2 separate regions of the Homo sapiens genome follow, and region 1 is linked to region 2. Evidence: chromatin loops called from intact Hi-C (ENCODE). Cell type or tissue: heart left ventricle. All regions are shown on one strand. Each heading gives the region's core, and the rest is flanking DNA. Links, peaks and the distances in the headings are about the cores only. Region 1 overlaps FNDC3B (fibronectin type III domain containing 3B). Region 2 overlaps FNDC3B (fibronectin type III domain containing 3B).

The links. Peaks named below come from ENCODE experiments on the same cell type or tissue, not always from the same donor. Only the 100,000 strongest peaks of a DNase experiment are listed, where the experiment ranks them.
Region 1: it touches region 2 in a loop (1.8-fold over the local background); 15 of 110 quality-filtered maps call a loop at or near these places.

What each region holds. Positions count from the first base shown.
Region 1 is chr3:172,149,237-172,157,641 of GRCh38, reverse strand. All of the region lies in intron 3 of FNDC3B (fibronectin type III domain containing 3B), which reads right to left. Among named protein-coding and RNA genes, the nearest start is that of FNDC3B, 110 kb to the right of the region's middle. RefSeq lists enhancers at 4,267-4,356, 4,069-4,363. In heart left ventricle, for the core only: no CTCF peak of the experiment used is centred there; DNase peaks (open chromatin) are centred at 4,191 and 4,571; H3K4me3 peaks cover 299 bases; H3K27ac peaks cover 2,927 bases.
Region 2 is chr3:172,198,154-172,206,558 of GRCh38, reverse strand. The region is part of intron 3 of FNDC3B (fibronectin type III domain containing 3B); the gene reads right to left. Among named protein-coding and RNA genes, the nearest start is that of FNDC3B, 160 kb to the right of the region's middle. In heart left ventricle, for the core only: a CTCF peak has its summit at 4,390; a DNase peak (open chromatin) is centred at 5,328; H3K27ac peaks cover 4,421 bases.

The DNA of each region.
Region 1 (8,405 bases), core at 181-8,180, 49 kb after region 2:
GAGATTTCATTTACATGACACTATTGAAATAATTTAGAGATGGAGAACAGATGGGTGGTTACTAGGAGTTAGGGATAGCAGGAAGAAAGGGGAGTGGCTATAATGGGCTAGCACAAGAGAGCCTTTTGGTGCTAGAACCACTCCATATTTTAATTATGGTAGTGATTATTACAAATCTGAATGAGTTCCGTGGACTGTACTCATGTCTATTCCTGATTTTTATATTAAAATATAGTTATGCAAGATGTTACCATGAGGCAAAACTAAGTGAAAGATACATGGAACTTCCCTGCACATTTTTTGCCACTCCTTAAAAATTCATGATTATTTCAAAATAAAAGTTTGAAAAAAAAAATACCAGGAGCTTTGGTACCATCTTGGGTTCATGTTCTGGCTCTACCACTACTTTGGATAAGTTAGTTGGCCTATCTGGACCTTTGTTTCTTCATGTTTAAAATAAGGAAAATAATATTTGCTGGCAGCTTAGCGAAACTTAAGAAGAGAAAAAGAAAAATAACAACAGATCTCATCTCAGATAAATGGGACCAGATGGCAAGGTATTTTTCAAGAATAGTATCATATATGACACTGCTTGTATAATTAAGTTACACAATCCCCTTACAACTTTTCACAGTCCATTGATAAATGTGACTTTTCTTTTTGTAGACAATATTAGGTTTATACTTAAAAGCACTGTTATTAGAACAATAGCCATGTCACCATGCAGACCGGAATATTGAGGACAAGTAAACTTCTGATAGTCCGTAATCTGATGAAACACACCTCAAAAGGTTAAAAAAACATTCTACAAGGATAAGTGATTTGACCTGGAATTCGATACGGTTCATTTCCACATCAAGATCAAACAGATTAATTAGCTGCTTTTTAACCAAATAAATACTGGTTGCTTTAGAGAGCAGACAGTGGGGAAAAAAAAAAAAAAAAAACTTCAAAACTCAGCACTAGCCACTTTTCTCTGTAGATCCCTTTCATGGTTAGGTTTTCCAGGTTCAATTAGCAAAGGATACATACAAAGAAACGTTGAAGATCTTGGCTAGCAACTTGACACCCTCAGGCCTACCTGGTTCCTTCTTGCAACGCAACGGAAATTCCTGTGCCAGTCACTTGCTGGCTGCAGATCCCTGCCAGCCCATGTGAAAGCGGCTGCCAGCCTTCAGGCAGCAACCTGCCTGGCTATGTCTTGCGCACACTTCCTCTTGCCTCCATCCAAGACCAGAGGGAATGGCCACTTGGAGCCGATGGCTAATGGTGGGAACAACAGCAACTCGGAGCCAGATTTTGTCAAATTGTATTTGAGAAAAAGGAGAGAGGACAGGATGCCAAACAAATGACAGCCTTAGTTCTATTGCTCAAAACAATTTTATTTGTTTATGCAATTGATGATGGCAAAACACATGAGATTAATAAAAACTTTTTTTAATAAGGCAAAGAGACTTGTGAGGCTTTGTGAGGGCTCTGAAGTTTCATTTAAACAAAGAGTCTCCTGAAAATCTGTAATGCAGAAATTATCTCATTACCATCACACAAAAGAATGATCACCCCCCACTGACATGGCCTCCTACTCGCAGTTGTATTTGAAGAATACATTTACCAAAACCATTTAGAAAAAGAGTCTCTGGGCAATTTTTTTTCTTTTTCCAGTATAAGTTGAGGAAAAAAGCATATAGTTACATATACAGCTCTTCTGCCACTGCAACGGATTAACAGATAAGGCTGTTTCTCCCCTTCTAGTCCCGGACCAAGTACAAATCCAGCCTACAACAGTAACAACAAAATACCATAAATGATGTGGGTAACTTTCTAATTCCACCAAGGCATGGTTCAAGAAAATCAGAGCCTCTTTAAAGGAAATCAAGTGACTTTACTGAAAATGGAAATAGGCCTATTACATATTTAATATCCCATCCTCTCCATTCACTCCTATTTTGCTCTCTTTTCTTACAAAATTGTTTGCCCTGGGCAGAGGCTTCTGTTGACTGAGTTAGAGGCGAGCAATAGGAGAAAATGGCTTCCAGGAAAGGGGAAAACACTGGAAAACCTGGCCAATGTAAATGATTTCCAAAATCTGTTTGTAATCACAAGTCCACCTACCTACTAGACTTGAGGCTATGCAGGAAAGTCAGTGCTGAACCAGGAATGAGGTCAGTATGACAGACCTGAATCTGCCTTGGTTCTGTTCCATAATCTAGGCTGAACAATCCAGAAAACAAATGCAAGTGAATTGTGTAGACAACTGACACACCAGGAACTAAGGGTTACACCATATACCAAAACTCATCCAACAATCAGATTGGGATGCCACAGCTGTAAAGAGAATCAGGGAATCAAACTGCTTTCCTATCTCCAAAGAAGAATCCTCCACGAGAGGGACTTACTGAAGCTTAAACAAAGAAAACTGAGAAAGATTTTCCACTATCTAAGTCAGACAGTCTCCACATTCTCCCTATGACTTTGGCTGGGTATTTGAGGATCATCTTTGACTAAGTTCTCTTGGTAATTTTCCATATCCAGTTTCTGTAACTTAAAAACTTAACCATACTTTAAAATGCTAAGGGCTCTTCCTTTCAAAGCTTCCCTCCATCTCCAATCCTACTGCCGCCCCCCAGTGACCTCACACCTAGACTAATGAAACCACCTGGGCTGTTCTCTGTGGTTTCCAGCTCTGACCTACAAACACATAGAGTACATCACCAGCCCCCGACTTGTCCCACCAGCACCCCACTTGTTCCCACGCAGGGTGGGAAGCCATTACAGCAGCTCCTGGAGAGATCACGAAGGCTCAAAAGCAGGAGACAGATTAAAGTTATAAAACTTTTATTCCCAGGCACCTTGAAAGTTATCATAATGACCTAACACCGTGACCCTACCAAAGGTAAAATTCCCTCACCTATAAAATTAAGGTTGTAGATTTCATCAGTGGTTTCTCAATTAAGTATGCGGGAGTGTGGAATGGTCAGGGGAAGAGTTTCCAGGGCCACTACTAAAAGAAAGATGAGCAGCTGGGCTCCGGCCTCTCTGCCCTCAGTCAGCTCCACCTGCACGTTTTGTACAGTGGGCTTTCAGGTGGGAGTAACTGAAGACAAAGTTCTACGATCACTTCTTAGAAGAAACCATAGCCTGGGCACGGTGGCTCATGACTGTAATCCCAGCACTTTGGGAGGCGGAGGACGGCGGATCACGAGGTCAGGACCATCCTGGCCAACATGGTGAAACCCCGTCTCTACTAAAAATACAAAAATTAGCTGGGCATGGTGGCACGCACCTGTAGTCCCAGCTACTCGGGAGGCTGAGGCAGGAGAATGGCTTGAACCCAGAAGGTGGAGGTTGCAGTGCACCAAGATTGCAACATTGCACTCCAGCCTGGTGACAGAGCAAGACTCTGTCTCAAAAAAAAAGAAACCATTAACGGTCTCGATCAGATTACAATTAAAGTCCCATCTCACTCTAAAATTCTGTGATACTATGACTTTTGGGGGGCCTATTAGAAGACAGTAACAAGGAGCTGTCCTGGATGCCTTCAAATAAGCAAACTCAAAAAATATTCAGTAGTGGCTGAAACAAGCGCTTATCGAGCATCAAGCGGGAAGCTGACAGCACTGAAGGGAAAACTAGGCCACAGGATTTGCTCCTGAGCAGTTTCTCAGAGTCCTTTTCTCCAGTTCCTACCAAGTTGAGGGAACTTTTTCCACCAAGACACAAACTCTAGTCTTTTGGTTTAGGTTTTTGTTTCTTTACTACCTGTCTGCAGGATAGGGCTAAGAGCTCACATCGCCACCAACCTGTGCAACAGTGTGGCTGTGAAGGCTGCAGTCCAGTCTGGCCTCCTCAAAGCATCCTCTCAGATGTTTGAGACAGACTGGGGCTTACCCCAGAAGGTAACTCCTGCTGATAAGAAATCCTTCCTAGGGCCAAACAAATCACTGTTTGACTCTTGAGGCATTCTTCACTCCTGTTTTTCTTCCTCCTCCTTCCTTCCTATAAGAAAGGTGTCTTTTAAGTATATCTACCAGGAAACCTGAATAGTTAGGCGCTTTCCCCTCTGAATTTGTTCCGTATCCCGCTGGTGATTCATGCCCCCAGCCTGCTCCTTCCTCAGTACACTGAGGTGGCTCTGTTCTGCTCAGTTGTGGGAGGCCACGTCAGCAGGAAACAGCACTGGCTGCCAGGTCACATTCAAGACAGTCTGGAGCAAGGCAGCGTGCAGCACATGCAGGACAGAGGCCGCCTCTGTGGTTTCTCCCAAGTGCAGGGAGCACTCGGCTTGGAAAAAAAGGCTGGCCTCTGAGCACTACAGCAACACCAGCTCAGGGGAGACACAGAATACTATCTTTGAGACTTTCCCCGTTTTTCAATGTTCCCCAGATATTCCCAGCTCTAGAGTTATTATTTTCTCTTCTTCTCCTTTTCTTAGAGGGCTTACTGTACTGTATCCAAATTCACATTTGGAAAAGGCTGCCACAAGCCAAATCAAACTTCATCGTGGCTTTCTGGCTCCCAAGCCCGACAGAGGAAATTCTGCACACCCCATCAACCAATCTCAGCGGTCCCGACACCCATGAGTCAGGATGGAAAACCTGACCCAGGGGCCGACACAGAAAAGTGGTCACTACAGGCCTTTTTCCTTCTAAACACATACGGTAAACACAGTAAACAAAGAAGCCATGCCAGATGTCATCATAATACCTCACAGGATGGATTCACGACAAGCAGCAAATGAATTGTTCTGTGCAAAGAGACAATGACAATACCACATTTCACGTAGCTGGCCCAGTGAGTCCAAAATCAATCCTCATGTAAACCAACATGATTAAGGGGAAAGAGCTGAAATAGCAGGGCTCCTAGGCACCTGGATTCCTAAGCATTTAATTTGTTGCAAATTTCAAACAGGGGTCCCGTGAAAAGAAGAAGTGTGATTTTTTTCAGAAACTTTGTAAGTTGAGCACGTTCCCCTCTGCTATCAGGGGAAGGGCTCTTAAAAGACAGCCCCAATGTCAAAACCTTCTCTCCAAAAATACCAGGTTTGAAGAAAAAAAAAAAAAAAAGCCCTTCCCATGGAGAATGTGAGTGGCAGAAACAGGAGAAAAAACAGGAAACAGGAGGTGAAGACAGGGAGTAGTTGAGGACATGAAGGGTACGGAGAATGGGCAATGGATGGAGAACGGACAGGAAGCAATGCAACACACCCGTGGAAACACAGCAAAGGCAGTCTGATTCTGATCCTGATTCTGACAATTTTGCCAGGCACTGCGCTACTACTTAGAAGGCGTTAAGTACCCCATACATACACACAGAAACCCAAATGCAAAAGGAGTGGGGAGTGAAGGGGTGAGGCTTCTAAGAGAGGTCTACAGCAATATGGGCATGAAGAGTGAGCCAGTAAAGGGAGAAAACCACACAGAGCCAGGAGGCCACCTATGGCTGCAAAACCAGCGATTTTTGTGAAGAGGAATTGGCAGCCAAAACAAACCGAAATGTTATATAGGTACTTAGAGAGTTGGTGATGTAAAAGGTATTCCTTTTTATTTCCAGTCATTTGTGAACATGAAGAAGCCTGACAGACCCTCTAAAGTGAGCGGCCAATTCATCAAACCTGGTGATCAGACAGGGACTGAGTATCCACAAGTGGATATCACCAGCTCCTCTACTGATGGGGAGAATGAAAATATTAGATTCTGCTACCTTTTAACTTACTGAAAACCAGAGAAATACAGTAAGCCCTCACATAACGTCATCCACAGGTTCCTGGAAGCTGCAACTTTGAGTGAAATAACGCATAACCGTTTTTCCCCTCATCAATGCTGTAACAAATCCACATCGAAGGAAACAACGCAACTCAAGGACCTGTTATATGTTTCACTTACAGTTTCCAAGAACCTATCCACAACATTACATGAGGACTTAGGGTATTTCAAGTTTAATTAGCTACCGCAGGTTTTAAATAAATATACATTTTCATGGAAGAAAAATCACCTACTAATCTAGGATAACATTTTAAAAGCATTTCCAAAATTAAAACTACCAAATCTCAAATACTTCTTGTACATCTGGAATAAATTTAAATTAGTTATTATGCAAGTGAAGTATCTAGAGGTAGATGGGCTAGATCCAAAGGTAATATATCTCTCTTGGTTAACACTGTAGGAAAAAAAAAGAGGTTGGGGGAGTGGGGAGTGGAGTCGGGGAGACGGTAAGTAAAGAAAGCTAAATAGTTTCCATATAAAGTTAGAAGCACATTTAGATTGCTGAACTGGGTTATGTAGTTTTTAATAGGATAATGCTACAACAGCAAACACGTGAACAATGGAAACCTTAAAATTATTTAAAACCCAAAGTGTAGACTTTACCAAAAGGTTAGACAAAGCAGAACACACGGAAGTGGTAGCACTGGCAAATATACACTCACACATACAGAGTGTGTGTGTCTGTATGAGTACACACAAATATGCATACATATGCACACACAAAAAATAAATAAGGCTTTCCGCATAATGAGACAAACTAACAAAGAATATCACAAGATTATGACTTGTATGTAAGTCCTCCAGGGCATATTTAGAAGCAATGATGTTTAAACAAATTAGTCATATTTCTACAACTAAGGAGATTGAATAGAAAGCTATCTCAATTTTTTCATACACACAAAATGATTATGCAAACACAAACTTAGAAAAAAAACCTATGTAGATTTGTTATTTTTTAAAAAATACCTAGATGAGAAAAATAAAGAGTAGTGTATTTTATGGATTATTTGAAACTTGAAGGATAAACACTTGAGCGGATGGACACCCCATTCTCGATGATGTGCTTATTTCACATTGCATGCCTGTATCAAAACATCTCAGGTACCCCATAAATATATACACTTACTATGTACCCACAAACTTTTTTTAAATAAAAAATTATAAGCATATTTCACCGATTCCAAGTACCTTTTTCACATTTTCACATCTCCTGAAAAAGGAAGTCAACTTAATCGGTGGTGTTATCTCTTTTGTAGAGACATTTAAAAAAAAAGAATGATGCATTTAAAAACCAATGGCATAGATTTGACAAAATGACACCAAATAATCCTAAAAAACCAACTGGAAAAGGACAACTATGTGTAATGCCCCATAGATGAGAGACAAGCAGAAAGGCCATCCCATCTAGCTCAGCAGATAAGAGGTGTACGCATGGGGGATGGGGAGTCAAGACACACACACATCCTTTAGCTGAGGCAGTACACCTAAAATGAAAAGGTACCACTTCTCTGTTTTAGAGTTTTTTCATTCACAAATAATTCAAAACCTTAAATATTAGACATAAAAGTTAAATCTACAATTTTTTTTGAAGTGCAACGTAAACTAAATACTTATGACAATACTATCTTTAAAAATATTCTGGGACCCAATAATTGTATCTAAATCTCTGAAGGTGAGGCCCAAGCATCAGTATTTTTTAAAAATCTCTAGCTATTCAAACATGCAGCCAAGTTTAACAACCAGTGAGAGAAAGCACCCGACATGGCTGGGCGTGGTGGCTCACACCTGTAATCCCAGCACTTTTGGAGGCCAAGGTGGGTGGATCACAAGGTCAGGAGTTCGAGACCAGCCTGGCCAATATGGTGAAACCCTGTCTCTACTAAAAATACAAAAATTAGCTGGGCACGGTGACGGGCACCTGAAGTCCCAGCTACTCGAGAGGCTGAGGCTCGAGAATCGCTTGAACCTGGGAAGCGGAGGTTGCAGTGAGCTGAGATCATGCCACTGTACTCCAGCCTGGGTGACAGAGCAAGACTCTGTCTCAAAAAAAAAAAAAAAAAAAAAAAAAAAAAACACCCAACATACAAAAGGTATACACAAGCTTTTTTAAAGTAGCAATTATTAAAACAAGAGAAATCACACTGGATTAATTTTCTTTCCTGTTGTTACTAGTCAAGAGTAACATATGCTTATAAAATTTTAGAGAAATTTATGTAGGACCTAAAGTAAGGTCTCAATGATAATTTAAAATCTCACTTTCAAGTAGAAAATCCTAGATAATTAAGCTCTTGAAATCTGCCCACACTTGAACCTATTTAAGTAAAGCTTTAAGTATTTTCATAAAAATTAGGGACATATAAACTGCAGAGAACGCCACAGGAATTAAAGAAAGAAAAGAGAAAAGGGGTGGTAAAAATAATTTTAGAAATTATCTGTTCTAATCCTCTTATTTTAAGGTGAGAAAACTGAACCCCTGATCAATGGAACCAGACTAAATGGTAAGGAATTGAAACCTGTATCTGGGGACCCTCTTCCTCTTCTCAGAGCCAGAAGGTTTCAAACCGTTAGGTGTCTTCATTTAAAGTGGAAGAGAAAATTTAAGAATCTAGTTAATTGATTTTTTACTGTATAAATTCAAGTCCA
Region 2 (8,405 bases), core at 165-8,164:
GCTTCCTGAGTAGCTGGGATTACAGGCGCCCGCCACCACCCCCAGCTAATTTTTGTATTTTTAGTAGAGACAGGGTTTTGCCATGTGGGCCAAGCTGGTCTCAAACTCCTGAGCTCAGGTGATCCACCAGCCTTGGCCTCCCAAAGTGCTGGGATTACAGGCATAAGCCACCGCGCCTGGCCTTTCAAGTACACTTTCTTTGAGATAGGATCCCAAGAAATAACTTACAAACAACATTATTCACGCAAAACCATTTTAGGTCCAATCCTCTAGCAATGGAACCATATGACCCCCTTTCCACTCAGGGCAACATTTCAGATAACCAGTAACTATTAAACATGGCATTAATGAGCTGCAATAAACATTACTCCTATAAAAATCATCTGAAACTGGCCAATTTCAATCATCCCTATAGTCTCTTGAGAAAAGCTACTTACACTAGGCAATAGTACTATTACCCTACGGTTGTAAAAATGTTGCTTCCAAGCTTTACATATAAACATATCCCCGCTCAATCCATCATCATAAAGAAATATGATTGAATATTTTTATATTAGCATCTAACTACATATAAATATCCTGATTTTATACTAAGATACCTCATAATGGTTGACTTTAAGTTTAAAATCAAGCTCTCAATTAAGTTCTGAACAAAATGTATTACCCAGCCCTATCTACTAGACCACAATGTAATTCAACCAATTTATAATAATAATAACCAGGAATTAATTAAATGTGGAACTTCTTTCTGTGACAAAAACAAAGAGGAGCAAACTTCTTTACCTACAGAATGCATTATCTTTCTGATCTTAGCCTCCTAGTACTTAGATTTTGATGACCTTCAGACACTTTTCCAAAACCATATGATATGATACACATACTCCAAGAAATAAAGGAAAGATAAATAGAAAACTCTACAAGGAGAATGCAGATTTCTTCCCTCGCCAACCGTAGTGCTGTAGTAATTGTGGCAGATACTGGGGCCATCCTCCTCTAACTTCAATTCCACACTCCACAAATGACTAGTTGTGAGATCCTAGGCATGTTAGTAAACCTTTCTCTGTGCCTTGGTTTCCTCACCTGTAAAATGAAGAAAGCAATGGTAACAATTTCACAAGATTGTCTGAGGAAGAAATTAGTTAACATATATAAAATACTTAGAAGAGTACCTGGCACATGGTTGGCTTCCCAGCTGGGCTAGCTGAGATCATTACTATTACATCAATGGCAGCCATGGTTGCCAGGCCCTCTCCTACCCCAACTGTCCCTGCTATTCCTGTTATATTTCCAGTAAGTTTAAAGAACTAGATTTTTCCATGAGTACAGTTAGTCCTGGATAAGAATACCCAGACAACCAAATGGTAAATACTGTAGCCTGGGCGGGGGATGGTAATTCTGGTTTTAAACTTTTATGGGTTATATATGCCAAAAAAATCATTTACTACAGGTAGGCAAATAAATACTGAGTTCTCACTGACTAAGGCCAGGCAACGGTTTACTGCTGCAGAGAACTACACAGAAATCTACCTTTCCACTCACAAAAGCATTCTGTCCTTCCCGTCTCTCTCCATTTCCACTACAATGCCGAGTGAAGCTGTTCAGTGTTGAACATGTACTCAATAAGCAACACAGACCAGAATGGTAAGTGTCCTGTGCATGCCATGTGCTCACTGAGTTTCATTATCAGCAATGTTGTTTTTCCACCCACTCAACCAAGGTTTCTGAAATTTAACACACAAAACAATGGGTAATTGCAAGGAATGCCACATCTTTTCCATGGGCTCTGTCCGCAGTTCATGCAGCGAATACTAGACTTTGCCAGAAGGTACTATTACTGTCAACTTATAGAAAGTGACTAAACTGACAACAACAAAAAAACCCACTTTATTTTCACCCTTTCATATACAATAGGTTTGTAACCCTAAAACTAAGAGACAGTTTATAAAGTAATCAAAACTCCTTCATATGTATCAATTAGCCTTTTCTTAAGGGATTATCCAGGTGGAATAAAACTCTGTCACCCATTTAATAACACATTATAAATGTATTCTATGCTTTTATTTTTGTCTGTGCATGTATGTATACATGCACAGAAATGGACCATGAGTTGGAAACTCAGAGTTCTATTTTGCTCAGGAGAAATAAAAAATATTCTCACAATTCTATTTGCCAAGGCAGCCTGGTTTATTTATGAAAACTTGGCCACAAATGGTCAGAATAAAGGCATTTCAATGGGGCTGTCTCTTTATTCCTTTTTCTCTGCTCTTTTCTCACTCTCCTTAAGAAGCGTCTCCGGTGCATGCTTGGTTTCTAAAGGTCTGATGAGACTATGGATGCTACAGTGAATGCTGAAGTCTGAAAGAAATATTTCTCTCTCCCTCGCTTTGAGTCAGAAAATTCTGAACACAAGAGGATCCATTCAAGGCATGATGGAGTGCCTCACAGAGGCAGCAATATGTTCACAGTTGGCAAACACAGATCTGTTTGGACAGTGAGTACAGCCATCCACTCAGCAAACATCAGCTTTCCTATTAGTTCACAGCAGAAAGAACGAGACGCTGGCGGCCCTTCTTTCAGACTCCAACACCACTTTGGGACAAGCCTTCTAAACAAAATGCCTTTGTCTGACAGTCACAATTCAGTGGGTCCCAACGGCTTTCTTAGAAGCTATGTCTGTCTATTCACAATCACATTCGGGCCCAAAAATCATTTGTAAAAGTCTGAAGGGAAAAAAAGTGACGGGAAATACCCCAATTTCATTGTGTAATAAAAGACAAGGGGTGCCTGAATGGCTTTACACCAATCACTAAGAGCAGCAGCTGGAAAGGTATGAAATGTATGATGGATTCTCATGGGATGTCTCTCCCCTTAGGTGCTTTTGGGAGCCTGCCTGTTGTTACCACTGCGATCTGGAAGAACACCAAGCATAATCTTTCAAAGAAAATCAGCGAAAAGATAAAGCAAATCAAAGGGCAAACCTCCTATTGAGTTTCATTCTTATGTGAATGTAACATCCTTCCCCATAAGGTTTCAAAATAAAATGCTTATGCAGTTTCTTAAGAATTGATGGCTCAGAAAGATAGAAAAACTGGCTAGGATGTTCTGTTATACCAAAATTTCACCAAATCCTCAATGTCATAAATAAATAAATTCAAAGAGAAGACAAACCGATGTCCTGTCTTGCTTTCTCCCGCCTTTGGGCATGAATTTGCTATCTGACCACTTGCTCCTACATACCTGACAAAAGAAACCCATCAGAATGACATTTTGTTTAGCATTAACACAAAATCCAAAATTTTAACAAGAAATTACAACATTCTCCTTTTAAAAATATGAGTAAGTGCCACAGGGGAAGGGGGGCAGGGAGAGAGACAATGTCCTCCAGGATGTTAGAGTGCCCACAGCTTGTCACATATTTTTATTGCTAAGTATTCATTCCCACTTCTATATATATCGAAAATAATGGGTAAATTTCAGAATCCACAGAACTCCCCATGTAATATGTTTTTAAGGACAAACACTCAGGAAAACTACTGCCAGCCCATGGCCGGCTTTGGTACAGCTCACAAGCTAAAAATGGTTGTCACATTTTTAAAGGGTTGTAAAAGAGTATGCATCAGAGACTGTATGTCTGCAAAGCATGTTATTTACCATCTTGCCCTTTACAGAAAAAGTGTGCCACACCCGCAGCAAACTATTAAAAAGGCTCAAGTAATAATTCTTAATTTTGTTTAAGCCAAATCATGAATGTGGAGCAAAATTATGAATGTGCTTTCAGGCAATCTCTTCCAGGGGTCATGGACCAGAGACTCAGGGGAAGGTGGAATGACCGCCCTGAGAACAGAAGGGTCTACACGGGAATCTACTCATTCAATAACAGATGGTTAATGAGACCATTCTTAAGACTTTATAAGAAGACAAATCTTGCATCCTTTGGGAAAGAGACCAATACACTGTTCCGTTTGGAGAATTTCTAACTTACAAAATTAGGAATAACCACTTGCCCTTACAAGGGGGTGTTAGTTGAATCAAGTGTGTCAAAGGATATGACAGAAAGTATCTAACAGGGGACGGGAGGGATCTTTACTACTATCATGTGTAGTTCTCTGGTCTTCTTGTAGAATACACAAAAGGAAATACTGGCCGAAAAAAAGCCAAAGCAAGGCAGAAGGCTTTATAAAATTCTTACTTTTTCTTTCTACATGCACAAATACAACCTCATACAGACCAGTCTGTATTGCTTAAGACTAAAGATTTCTGTGTTTTTCAATGAATAAAGGAAAGACGCCTTTTTGCAGGGAATGCTTAGCCCAAATTTCTAACTTACAAATAAAGAGTCATTAAAGAGAGGGAGGAAAAAAAGGGTACCGGGAAATTCTAGATGATGTAACTTCAAGTTCCTGCCTCATGATGGCCGACTCAACTCAGTCTGGAAATCTGGCATATGTGATTTGCCAGCTCAACTGCAGTTGCCTTTTAAGGAGCTCAAAATTTCATGCACTCAAGGGTTTATTTGTGAAGCCAGTCACTTTTTAGGAACTAATCATATATACATAATATTCTAAGTACAACATGTATCCAAGTTATTACATCATGCAAAAATGCACGAAGTAGAGCTGCCAGATAAAAGAGCACACCCAGATAAAGTTGAATTTCAAAAACACAGCAAATAACTTTTCATACCAGCATATCCCAAGTACTGCATGGGACACAATTACACTAAAAAAATGCTGTATATCTGAAATTCAACTTTAACTGGGCATCCCGTAAATTTATTTCCTAAATCTGGTAACCCTGCCATGAAAACATGAAGGCTATTCTGATATCCACTAAACAGCTGCCATCTTGTAACACGCCATGGTCTGGAGTTGGAGAAATTGCTAAGGGTGACTCAGACTCTCATTAAGTCAGCATTTCGTGCAAAGAATGGTCTAGAAAGATAGTTAATACCCACCAGGAGATTCCCATTGCTTTGCTTAGACAACCACAGGGAAATAAAAGGCCCATGATAGGGAAATCCTCTAGAGCTTACAGTACTGCTACCACTTCTCATGAGGTCACACTGAACAAAAGAGCCCAGTGGCAGAAGAACACTGCTGGGGAGCTAACTAAAAGGCCCACTCCACCGCACGTACGCACGCATATCCCATGTCCCTAATATGTCCAAGTAGTAGTGTTATTGTTTGTTTGTTGTTATGGGAGAAAGAAAAGAGGAAAAAAAACCTCACAGACACTCCAGGGTCTGGAGAGCAGCCAGAAGCAGGGTGGAAAAACTCCACCCTGCGCTTCCCCCACTGGGGCTGCAGCTTTCGTGAGAGGGCACCATGCCAGAACCCAGCCATTCTGGTAGGTTTCCAATGGAAGCGCTAACAGAACTTCACCGTAGGAGCCATTAGAGAGGCTGGCTGGGGCAGGGAGCTCTGAGAATATGGCTGGCCAAGTATTCAAACAGGAATAAGATAGTAAGCATAAAAATTCTGAACCACTGTTCAAACAAATCCATAAAGAAGTTGGTTTCCATTAACAAGTGTTATTCAAACTCTAGCTTTCTGCCCACATATGTGTACGGCAGAGATATTGAAAACAATTGCCACAAAGATAGCTCTTTTGTTAAAAATTAAACAAAAGAAAGGTACTCGGGTGCTGGGTACCCTTTTGAGAAAACGCTTCAAATTCTCTTTCCCCTCCCAAACAACAAGATCCATTTTTACCTAGTTTTCAGGTACAGTTTTATTTTTCAAGCTAGGTCACTTATCTGAGGGAATATACCATTGCATTCATTTGTTTAAACTACGGCTCAAATGACAAAAACAATTACAGATGCTCCTCCACTTAAGAGGGGGGTTACATTCTGATAAACCCAGCATAAGTTGCAAATATCTTGTCAAAATTGCATTTAATACACCTAACCTACCAAACATCATAGCTTAGCCTAGCCTGGCTTAAACACACTCAGAACACTTACATTAGCCTACAGTTGGGTGAACGCATCTAACATAAACACTATTTTATAATAAAGTATTGAATAACTCATGTAATTTATTGAATACTGTACTGAAAGTGAAAAACAGAATGGTTTGCACGGGTACTCATATGGTTTTTGCCAAATGCATATCACATTTGCACCATTATAAAGCCAAAAAATCACAAGTCTAACCATTGGGGACCTTCTGTATACAGCAGGTCTTTGAATAACGTTTCATTCAACATCATTTCATGATAACATTGATAAGAGAAAACAAAATTGACTCCTGGCCAAGGCCTCTGTGTGGAGTTTCCCCGTTCTCTTCTCCTCATGTCTGTGTGGGTTTTCTCTAGGTACTCCAGTTTCCTCTCACATCTGAAAGATGTGCACATTAGGTGCACTGGTGTGTCTAAACTGTCCAGTCTAAGTGAGTGTGGGTATGTGTTTGAGTGTGCCCTGTGATGGAATGACATCCTGTCCAGGGTGGGTTCCATCTGTTCCTTGTAATATCAGGATAGGCTCTGGCCCCCGCAACACTGAACTGGAATAATGGGTTAGAGAATGAATGAATGAATGAATGAATGAATGAATACAAAGTATTGTAAAACAGAAATGTGTAAAGTATATGGTAACCATACAAATGCACGAAACACAAAAGCGCGCAGAGAACCCACCATATTTATTGTTTGTTTGTAAACTGTGTGGTGGCAGGAGATGTTCCTCACAATTTTCACTTCGCAAACATTTATTCCTTAATTTAACCTGCCACCACCATGACTGCTGTCACTCACTCACTGGGTAAATAATTGTCTTCCTTGTTTTTATCAATCTTTCTTAAATGTGTGTATAGCTCACATTTATTTCCATGTTTACCATTAGAAATGTTTGGGGTCTTTGTTTAGAAGTTTGGTGATGTTTTGGGGGCCTAAAATATGCCACAGGAATTTAATTCTATTTATATCAATTAGCCTATGGTAAAATTAGTTTCATTATACATCATTTTGCTTAAAATAGCAGTTTCCAAGAACCTATTGATGACATTAAGAAAGGATTTAACTGTATACATAACATTTTCCTTGGTAAGTTCAATAGTGTTTTCAAAAATAAAATATTCTAGCCGGGCGCGGTGGCTCACACCTGTAATCCCAGCACTTTGGGAGGCCGAGGCGGGCGGATCACGAGGTCAGGAGATCGAGACCATCCTGGCTAACACGGTGAAACCCCGTCTCTACTAAAAATACAAAAAATTAGCCAGGCGAGGTGGCGGGCGCCTGTAGTCCCAGCTACTCGGGAGGCTGAGGCAGGAGAATGGCGTGAACCCGGGAGGCGGAGCCTGCAGAGAGCCGAGATCGCGCCACTGCACTCCAGCCTGGGCGACAGCGAGACTCCGTCTCAAAAAAAAAAAAATAAAAAATAAAATAAAATATTCTAAACAGCTTCCCTTGGAATATTAAAAATGAAAATGGGCCAAGCATGGTGGCTTACACCTATAATCCCAGCACTTTGGGAGGCTGAGGAGGAAGGATCATTTGAGGCCAGGAGTTTAAGACCAGCCTGGGCAACAAAGTGAGACCCTGTATCTACAAAAAAAATTTAAATATCACCCAGGCATGGTGGTGCACACCTGTAGTTCCAGCTACTCGGGAGGCTGAGGCAAGAGAATCACTTTAAGCCCAGGAGTCCAAGGCTGCAGAGAGCCATGATCACACCACTGCACTCCAGCCTGGGTGACAGAATGAGACCTTATCAAGGAAATGGAAAAGAAAAGAGCTCTTCTTCTTCTTCCTGTTCCTATTCCCTACCTCCAAGGTAGATATCCCAGGCTTAGGGGGTCAGCTTGATATGGGGAGTCAGGAGTGGGATAAGGAAGATGTCTAGATGTGGGAACAGCGCAACATGGAGTATCCACATAAAAGAATGGCCTGTTATGCAATGTGGAAAACAGTCAGGAGGAAGACATCACCTACGATGGCAGTCTGACATCAGGTATCAGAGCCTAGGGTGTGAGGGAAAGATGCACTGAGAGGCTGGTTACATGTACACGTGTCAGATTTCTGTCATAGAAATGGTAGAAGTTTTACAAATATAGAAAGAATTAGAACAACCCCTTGAGTGTTGGATCAGAATTGGAGGTATCAGTGTAAACTCCTTGATATCAAACTACATAGTAAGATGTAAAAATAAATATGTGTTTTTATGCATGTGTATTACCTATGGTGAGTGTCCAAGTATATTCATACATACATTCAAGTATTCTCCAGCTCTATCCACTAAGAGTTTTGGAGAGGCACAACTGCAATACTAACAGGCACATGTACCCCCCCACAGATCTTGGCTTCTAAATACGATTCTCTATTAAAAAAGAAGCCAGGACTTCTTAGAGAAATGGCTCATTCAGGACTAAGGCAGGAAAAGTACAAGATGAATATGAAACATCTCT